Regions from separate parts of the Homo sapiens genome. Here region 1 is linked to region 2. A link is a loop called in an ENCODE intact Hi-C map of the cell type or tissue named here. Cell type or tissue: psoas muscle. All regions are shown on one strand.

Region 1 (5,000 bases), 700 kb before region 2:
CGCCTGTAAGTCCCAGCTACTCTGGAGGCTGAGGCAGAAGAATCACTTGAACGTGGGAGGCGGAGGTTGCAGTGAGTGGAGACCACACCACTACACTTCAGCCTGGGCGACAAGAACGAGACTCCATCTCAAAAGAAAAAAAATCTACCCAGACCAGGCATGGTGGCTCATGTCCGTAATCCTAGCACTTTTGGGAGGCTGAGGTGGGCGGTTAGGTCAGGAGTTCCAGACCAGCCTGGCCAATATGGTAAAACCTTGTCTCTACTAAAAATACAAAAATTAGCTAGGCGTAAGGGTGGGCACCTGTAATCCCAGCTACTCGGGAGGCTGAGGCAGGAAAATCATTTGAACCCAGGAGGAGGAGGTTGCAGTGAGCTGAGATCCCACCACTGCACTCCAACCTGGGCAACAGCAAGACTCTGTCTCAAAAAAAAAAAAAGAAAGAAAGAAAGAAAAGAAAAGAAAAGAAATCTACCCAGAGAACTGAAAGGTCAAGGGGATTGATCATAGGGAGCCTGGATTTCAGAGGGAGTTAAGGTAGGACAGAGGAGCACAACTTCTCATTATAAGCCCCTCTATGCTTTTTGATTTGTACATGGTGGTTATTCCTCTGGTTCAATTTCTAAAATTGCTTTTTTAAATTGGAAAGGCCTTTGGTGGTAACTGTGAGGTAGAAGCCAAGGGGTGTGAATCCTACCCTGCTGCCAACTTGCTGGCAGAGCCCAGAGGATGACTGCTGGCAACTGCTGATGAAGGAGAGGAAGTTGCTTGGAGGTCCTGGGGCCTGTGGCAAGACAAAGGGAATTTGGTAAAGGAGCAAAGGAGACCTAGGCTGGGCCCGCATAGTGTAGGGGCCACTTAGGATGTCTTCTTGCCACCTGGTTATTTTATGTAGCTTTTTAATATACTGAAGTTGACATAATTTTCAATAAAGCACATGGGAGCTGAATGGAGACGTTTGCTCAATTCTGCTTAAATAAACAAATTAGGCTGTGTGCAGTGGCTCACACCTGTGATCTCAACACTTTGAGAAGCCAAGGCAGGCAGCTCACTTGAGCCCAGGAGTTTGAGACCAGCCTGGGCAACATGGGGAAACCCCATCTCTACAAAAAATACAAAAAATTAGCTGAGCATGGTGGCACGTGCCTGTAGTCCCAGCTACCCAGGAGGCTGAGGTAGGAGGATCACCTGAGCCCTGGAGGTTGAGGCTGCAGTGAGCCATGATTGTGCCACTGCACTCCAGACTGGGCTACAGAGTGAGACCCTGTCTCAAAACAAACAAATCAAAAAAAAAAAAAAAAAGAAAAAAAGAAAAAAATTACAATGCAAAGAATTGTATAAAGACAACTTGCTGTTGCATTTTTAGGGAATTTCTATTGCTTTCCAGATTTAAGGTAGAATGAAACATAACTAGCCAGTTATTGAAACTTGATTTTATTATGGGTTTCCAGAATTTCCTTTGCCATATTTTCCCATTGTAATTTATGATCTCCAGCATTGTTTGCACATTGTTTTCATTACTGCACTTTGTTATAATTCATCATTTATACCATCCATATTCTTTCTTTTCTTACGGATTGTGATATCTTTAGTCTAAATTTTTAACTGGAATCAGAACTGGATGTTGGGGTCACTGTTTTATTGTACCTTGTGATTACGTAATCCAAAATTGCCCCCCAAAAAGTCAGGTTAGCTAATATAATTTTTTAATGTTAACGATGTATAGTGGTAAAAAATTTATTCTAGCAGCCACGTGAAACAATGTATTTAAAAATTGTAAACTATTGGAATACTGTATTTATCTGCTATTGCAATATAAATTTATCTGCTATTGCAATATAAAGTCCTTTGACTTAGTCCTGGTAACTGTACAGTAATTTGGTTTACTGACAAAAGTTGTGAGGCCAGCCTTGGTGGCTCACACTTGTAATCCCAGCACTTTGGGAGGCCGAGGCGGGCGGATCACCTGAGGTCAGGAGTTTGCGACCAGCCTGGCCAACATGGTGAAACCTCGTCTCTACAAAAAGTACAAAAATTAGCCGGGTGTGGTGGCAGGCACCTGTAATCCCAGCTACTCGGGAGGCTGAGGCAGGAGAATCGCTTGAATCTGGGAGGCAGAGGTTGCAGTGAGCCAAGATCGCGCCTTTGCACTACAGCCTGGGGACAAAAGCGAGACTTCGTCTCAAAAAAAAAAAAAATTGTGAATAAAACTGTGTGAAACTGGGAGACTTTCTGGACTTTAATAGAAAAATATGATTTTAAAATTGCTTTTTCTTTTGTTTTAGCATAATTTTTCCCTTTATATTCCCCTCATCCGTGTAAATAAACACACACATACACACACACACGCACCTTTCACCACAATGGTAATGCTTCTGTAAATGTCTCTATTTGTCCAGTTGCCTGAAAATGTTGTAATCTTTATTAGACAAATATATATACATACATATTTTAAATATTGGCTTTTTCCAGTGAGCTATTATGCTTAGTGTACAGTGAAAAGTTTTATTATTATAGGTTAAAAATTTCTTAATCGTTCTTTTCTATTCGCTTGCCAAGGGTGAATGAAAGAACATGGCTGCTTCTTCCAGATTTATTTACTTTGGCATCCGCATAAAGCATCATTTTCAAAAATGAAAGGTGCTCAATTGTTCCCTTTTTCTATACTCTGTAGGTCTCACAACAACAAACTGCAGTCTACAGCTTCCTAAAGTTCAGCATGTTAACCTAACATAAAACACAGCAAGAATCTTGTTGCCTGAACTATTTTAAATTAAGGAGCCAGATCTTTTTAGTGAGGCTATCCTGACAAGACTTGACCTAAACTTTGTTTTTATTGGTCATAACAGTCCAATTATATTATTGGCCAATTTTGTCCAATGGACAAGAAAAAAGCAAAGTTGCCAGGTGCGGTGGCTCACGCCTGTAATCCCAGCACTTTGGGAGGCCAAGGCGGGCGGATCATCTGAGGTCGGGAGTTCGAGACCAGCCTGACCAATATGGAGAAACCCCGTCTCTACCAAAAATACAAAATTAGCTGTGCATGGTGGCCTATGCCTGTAATCCCAGCTACTTGGGAGGCTGAGGCAGGAGAATCGCTGGAACCCGGGAGGCAGAGGTTGTATTGAGCCGAGATTGAGCCATTGCACTCCAGCCTGGGTGACAAGAACAAAACTCCGTTTCAAAAACAAAAAAAGGAAGAAAAGAAAAAGAAAAAAGAAAAGTCAACGACACCATTATCTTGTCAAGATCAAATGGTTTTATTATTGTGGCAGAAGCGAGAAAATTTTGTTTATTAAAAAAAAAAAAGAAAAAGAAAGCAAGAAACAATGATACTGTGGGGTCAAGTATAACTCCATGGAAATGCCACGTCTGCTCTTCAGTGAAGAAGCTGGTTTAGAGTCTCAAAGAAAACTTTTGACTGTATTTATTTATTGTTGCAAAAAAGATGCTTTTTTATTGCTGCCCTCATTTGTCAACTAATTATTTTTTCTTATAAAATCCAGCCACGGTTACATATAATCCATCCATATCTTATCAATGATTCCTGTACGTAAAAGTACAAGACAACCTCTAGATGTCTTTTCTTTCTATGAAAGGAGCTGCTATGTACACATGTGCACACACACACAACTGCGAATCAACAATGAGTTTATTGTTCATGGTAGATTAAAATCAAGCTTGCATAAAGGTTGGGCTAAGTGGTCCTGGACTACAGACTCTGGTGACTTGAATATAACAGTACAATTTGTCAATTACTCCACACCAGGTTGAAATGAGTAAAATCTATTTGAAGGTATCTTCTTTGTAAACATTTGTCAGATTCTAATTTTTCTTTTTGTATTAAAATTCAACTATGGATGTATGTGAAACAAAATAAATGGAGATAGTTTTTCTCCCACAGACAGAGGTGTCTTTGAATGTGTGCTAATGATTATCTGTAAGCCTCTGTGGGGAGGGAGGGCTGCAAGGTCATGAAAGGCAAAAGAATCTAATTGTACCTGGAATTCTCCTGGACAGCAGTGGCCCCTCGTTTTATCATTCCCAGTCAATTGTCATCACGTCAGAGAAGAATCTTCAGGGGTGCTAATCCTGTCGCATCAGTTGATCATACTAACGAAAAAGGTAATGCGACAAGATACACATTGCCTTCATCTGTACATTCTGTGATACTGGGCAAATTACCAATTACAGACAGCTACTTATATTGTATGAAGGACATTTTTTGTTAGATGATCTCATCCTCTGTGTTATTTGTTGATTGGGTTTGTTTTTTGCTTGTTGGTTTGTTTGTTTCTTCCATGTAAGGAAAAGTAGTGTAAGCAGTAGGAAGAAAATGAGGAAGATGTATTTTGCATGTTCTTCCTTTCAATGTTCTTACACATTGTATTACTGCATTGTGGTAATAGCTTCTATAAAATCTGCCATAGCTGGATTATGCAGCTTTGCAAAAATTCTACTAGATTTTATTCTAACTCATATTAGCTTTGTCCTATCAACTTCTGGAATTTATCTAATTATTGCTTTTAAAAGTTTCCTTCCTTTCAACGTTTCCCTGCTATGCAAAACCTTTCCCAGACCTTGGTTTCTTAAAAGAAAGATGTTGCTACAGTTCCCAATTCTTTCTTATTACAGGCTCAGGTGTACAGGTTATTCTGGCTTAATTTTATCTAATGAAGCCCATTCCTTTTTGTACATGAAGATGTCACTTAAACCTATGTTTACAAACTAAAGAGACTAATCACTCAATATGAAAACATGAAAACATTTTTGCTTAAAATATTAAGATGGAAATACTTAAATATGGATTATTTTGTCCTTTTACTTTTTAAAAAAAGTTACATATTGTATGCACTGTGCTGATGCAAGAATTCTACATTTTAATGAATTATAAAATTATTCTGCATCTCATCACGTCACAGTATTTCTGCACTATTTATTCATATATATAGAAATATATATGGGCTTAATCATTTAAAATTTGTTGCAGCAAGAACTTT
Region 2 (5,000 bases):
TACTTAGTAAGGCCATTTTTACTTCCTGCAGAAAGGGTACACTCACGGGCAGTTTTGCCATGAGAGTACACCCAACAAAGGAGATAGGGTCATTTATAACCTGACGCATCTACCTTACTGCTGTTTCCGGTTTCCTTTGGCTGGAACGGGACCTCACATTCTGTATTTGTCCCGATTGGTTAGTAACTTAGAACTTTTTAAAAGAGGCAAAGGTAGAGGGGAACAAAGGAAGGAGGAAGTAACTTGTGGAATGTTGAGAAAGGTAAAAACACTTTTAAATAAGGAAGAGGAACAGGCTATGACCTAATGCTTGCTTGGACCAGCCTAAGCGTGCCAGGGCAAATATTTAGGCTAAATTGTGGGAGCTAAGAACATAAAGTACATTGATTTCTTTATTATGGCTAGCAGATATTTAAGAATGTTAGCACAGGTCTTTGAATAAATTTTGCTTCTAAGAGAAGTTACTATTTATTCTTAATTAGAGAGGAAAGTCTTGAAGAGGAACCTCTACTTTACTTTTTACATCCCCCTTATTTCTCTTTTCCTTGTTCACTCCTTATTTCTTCTCTTCATCTCAAATTGATCTAGTAATACTTATTTCTTCGTAGTTCTCACAGACCCACCTCCTAGTCACCCATCCATCACCCTCTCCAGCCTGCCTTCTCTGATCACCATTCCCTTTACCCCCAGTTGGGGCTGAGTTCCTTTGTTTCCCACCCCCTTAACCTCCAGGACCTCGTGCATTAATTGTTTTAGCCAAATATTTGGGGATTTTTTTTTTTAGGTATCTTTCAGTTACTGGTTTCTAATTTAATTTCATTTTGTTCAGAGAGCATACTTTGTATGACTTTAATTTTGTAAAACATTTTTAGAGGTTTTGCACCCCAAAATTTTGTCAGTCTAAGTGAATATTCCATATGTACTTGAAAAGAATTTTGTATTCTGCTCTTGTCGGGTGGAGTATTGCATAAATATCAATTACGTCAAGTTTGTTGATAGTGTTATTAAGATCTGTCTGACTTTCTACTTGTTTTGTTGATTACTGAGGGAAGTGTTGAAGTCTACAGCTATTGTGAAGGATTTGTCTGTTTCTCCTTGAAGTTCTAGCAATCTTCACGTATTTTGAGGCTCTGCATCTATGTATTTTGAGGCTCCTTCCTAAAGTCCATAAACCTTTAGGAAGGATTGTTTTATCCTCTTAATTATTTAACCCCTTTATCTATATCTATATCTGTTAAGAGGTGGAACTGAAATGGCCTTTTAATGATCTGGCCCTTCCTTCATTACAACCTACTTTGGGCAGGGAAAGTCCCATTCAGTCTCTGGAGTGCCTGGTTAAATCTCTTGAATGCAGTAGGCAGCACAGGTAATTGTGGAACTGAATGTTGAGTCAAATAAAGCCTGTGGGTTGTTTTCATCCTCTGTACTGTCCAGTATGGTAGCTACTAGCCACATGTGGAGAGTTAAATTAATTAAAACTAAGTAGGCCAGGTGTGGTGGCTCACACCTGTAGTCTCAATACTTTGGGAGGCTGAGGTGGGAAATCACTTGAGGCATCAGTTAAAGACCAGCCTGAGCAACAGGGTTTTGTAAAAACCCTGTCTTCACAAAAGAATTAAAATAGTTGGGCATAGGATGGCATGCCTGTAGTTCTACCTGCTTGGGAGGCTGAGGTGGGAGGATTGCTTGAGCCCAGGAGTTTGAGGCTCTAGTCAGCTATGGACTGTGCCACCACACTCCAGACTGGGTGACAGAGTGAGAACCCATCTCTTAAAAAAAAAATTAAGTAAAATGAAAACTTCAGTTTCTCCAGTGGCACTAGCTGTTATACATTCATTTCAAGTGCTCTGTAGCCACGTGTATTGCACCACACAAAGGTAGAGCATTTGGGGCATTTCATATCATTACAGAAAGTTCTCCTGGACTCACTGTAGTCAGTCTGCCTCTGTTAGACCAGTGAGAATTTACCTAACATCTCCTTTTCTAGCCTTTTATTTGCCCTAAATCCTGCACAGCTTGGGTAGCCCCAGCGGTCTGGCTGAGTGAGGTCCTCCTTTGTGGAGACTCTGGGCCCAGCATTATTTGTGTATGTGATGGTATTGCATTTCTGCAATAAGATTTGGGGTCATGTGTGAGATGACTTTCCATTATTTGTTGTTCTTGGTGGTAGGGTGAAGAGGCAGTCAGTTAACACATAGTTAGAAAATCTGCCACAGTCCTGGTAAAAGTAAGCTAAGAGTCATATATGTAGGCCAGAAGGGAAGGAAGGATTAGGATTCAGAGACTTTTGGTTGAGAAATTAAATTTGATAACTCAGAGAATTTCAGTGTTATAAAAGTGTAAATATTGATATGCAAACTGAATTGTGAGATGTTAGTATGTCGTAGTGTGTCTGGGTTCTCCTATATAAAACCTCTTACGCAGGAGTCACTGGCCAAATTATTTGTCTGTGGAACCCCCCTGAGATTTGCTAAGAAAGTTATGCTTAGACTCCTCTCTACTCATGGATATGTTCTGTAATTCCCACACTTGGGAAACGGCTTGGCCATGTGATTCATACCAAATGGCAACATTCAGTAGGTGCAGTTTATATGATTTACTAGAAATAATGGCTTCTTGCTCAATTTCACTATGTTCATAGTGCCTCTTTTGAGGTCTGTGTGTATATTCTATTTATGGAAGTTAAAAAGTATTTCAGAAATGCATATATTAATCTGTGTGGAATTTCTCTTATCCTTTTTCCTCTCTAATTCTTGCTTGGATATTTGTCTCAAGAGATGGTCCAACATTTAAAATAGCGAATAATATCTTAGCCCATCCAAAAACAATCCTTCCTAAAGGTTTATGAACTTAATAACAGAGCCTCAAAATACATGAGGACTCATAGAACTCCAAGGAGAAACAGACACATCCTTAACAATATTGTAGACTTCAACACTCTTCTCACAGTAATCAAGAGAACAACTAGAAAGAAAGTGCAGTTTTCCCTGTTTTTGTAGACATGAAAACTATTTCACACACTTCTGAAAGTCTCATTCAGTAAGTTACTCATTTCTCCACCTTATGACTGTACTGTGCTTTCAAAGTGCTGCACAAAGAATAAAAAGTTTTAAAGTGGCTTTACTGTAATTTCAGATAAATATTTGAACTTTTGAGTCTGAATTATCCAGGTGAAATGCATTGGATTTCTGATCCTCTGTAACTTGGAAGATTACCGTCTTCCAGGTATATTGGTTGTCCTTAACTGCCTTAATGGCATGAGTTGTGAATCTTCTCTGTCTCGGAAGAAACCTAACAGTGGAAATTGTTTATGGCAAGGGTCACAAATTTACATGCGCAGAAGGTCAGGACCCTCTGTAAGGTAAAGGCATGAAGTGCCCCCTTCTTTATTAACACATAACTGCATTTGCTGATAATATTTATTTGCCTAGAATTCAGGCCCTTTTTGCTTTTACAGACAGTGCTGTCTTAAATATGCTAGAGATGTATCTTTAGTCACTTAAGCTGGTGTTTCTGTAGGGTAGGTTCCTAGGAGTGGGATTGGATTGTTGGGTTACAGTGTGTGCTATTTAAAAGACTGAACCAGATTATACTCTCAGCATCTGTTTGTTTTTAAACCTTCCCTAGTCTGTGCTTATGTGTTTTGTTTGCTTGTTTGTTTTTTGTTTGTTTGTTTGTTTTTTGAGATGGAGTCTCCCTCTGTCACCCAGGCGGGAATACAGTGGTGTGATCTCGGCTCACTGCAACCTCCACCTCCCTGGTTCAAGCAGTTCTCCTGCCTCAGCCTTTCAGGTAGCTGGGATTACAGTCACATGCCACCATACCCGGCTTATTTTTTTGTATTTTTAGTAGAGACAGGGTTTCACCATGTTGGCCAGACTGGTCTCAAACTCCTGACCTCAGGCAATCCGCCCGCCTGGGCCTCCCAAAGTGCTGGGATTACAGGCGTGAGCCACTGCGCCTGGCCTGTGTGGTTTTTAAATTAACTTTTTCTAGTCTACTAAGGTTTACTCAGACCTTTAGCAGTTGTTCTTGGATACTGACTAGGCCCAAAGTCCTCTTCTCATCAATATATTGGCAAATACACTCACTTGCGATGTGATATGAGACCCTGAGGTTTACCTCCCAAACAGCAGGATGTCTGTTTTGAGAGTTTCCTGGCCAAGTGGTGGAAAGTACCATGGAAATGGAGTCTTCCTTGCTTCTTACTTAACTTGAGTTTGGACCATAGAGAAGTCATTCTTGTGTGGACCTCAGTTTACTCACCTGTACAGTATAGGATGGACTAGATGATCTAATGGTCAGGGGATTGGCAAACTTGTTCTTAGGGCACCAATTAGTAAATATTTTAGGTTTTGCAGGCCACCTGGCTATGTCACAGCTGCTCAGCTCGGCCCTTGTAGGATGAAAGCAGCCATAGACAATAAGTAAACAAATGAGTGTGGCTGTGTTCCAGTAAAACTTTATTTCCAAAAACAGGCTGTGGCCGGCCATAGTTTGTTCACCCCATTTTTGAGCTCTTGACATTCTTTAGTCTGTGATTTCGATAATTAGTTTAGGAAAAAAGCTTTGACTTTCATAAATAATGCTTCTGGAAATCTAGTAAAACCTTTAAATTTTGGCCAGGCGTGGTGGCTCACACCTGTAATCCCAGCACTTTGGGAGGCCAAGGCGGGTGGATTGCCTGAGCTCGAGAGTTCGAGACCAGCCTGGCCAACATGGTGAAACCCCGTCTCTACTAAAAATACAAAAAATTAGCCGGGCGTGGTGGTAGGTGCCTGTAGTCCCAGCTACTTGGGAGGCTGAGGCAGGAGAATCGCTTAAACTCAGGAGGCGGAGGTTGCAGTGAGCCGATATCGTGCCACTGCACTTCAGCCTGGGTGACAGAGTGAGACTTCATCTCAAAAAAAAAAAAAAAAAAACCTTTACATTTTATTTTTGCTTTTTCCCTTTATCAGGAAAGTAATGTAGAAAATTTAGAAAACCCAGAACATTAATAT

Evidence for each region. Hi-C counts contacts between places; a loop is a spot of excess contacts. Peaks named below come from ENCODE experiments on the same cell type or tissue, not always from the same donor. Only the 100,000 strongest peaks of a DNase experiment are listed, where the experiment ranks them.
Region 1: it touches region 2 in a loop (6-fold over the local background); 19 of 110 quality-filtered maps call a loop at or near these places.

The regions. Positions count from the first base shown.
Region 1 is chr17:46,273,093-46,278,092 of GRCh38, reverse strand. LOC124904014 (a long non-coding RNA gene) reads right to left here and starts at 4,077. Exons shown (of 3, transcript XR_007065823.1): 1 at 4,002-4,077; 2 at 698-784. It also overlaps a transcript of LRRC37A not described here and a transcript of ARL17B not described here. In psoas muscle, no CTCF peak of the experiment used is centred here; no DNase peak of the experiment used is centred here.
Region 2 is chr17:45,572,149-45,577,148 of GRCh38, reverse strand. No RefSeq gene overlaps it. Among named protein-coding and RNA genes, the nearest start is that of LINC02210, 46 kb to the left of the region's middle. In psoas muscle, no CTCF peak of the experiment used is centred here; no DNase peak of the experiment used is centred here.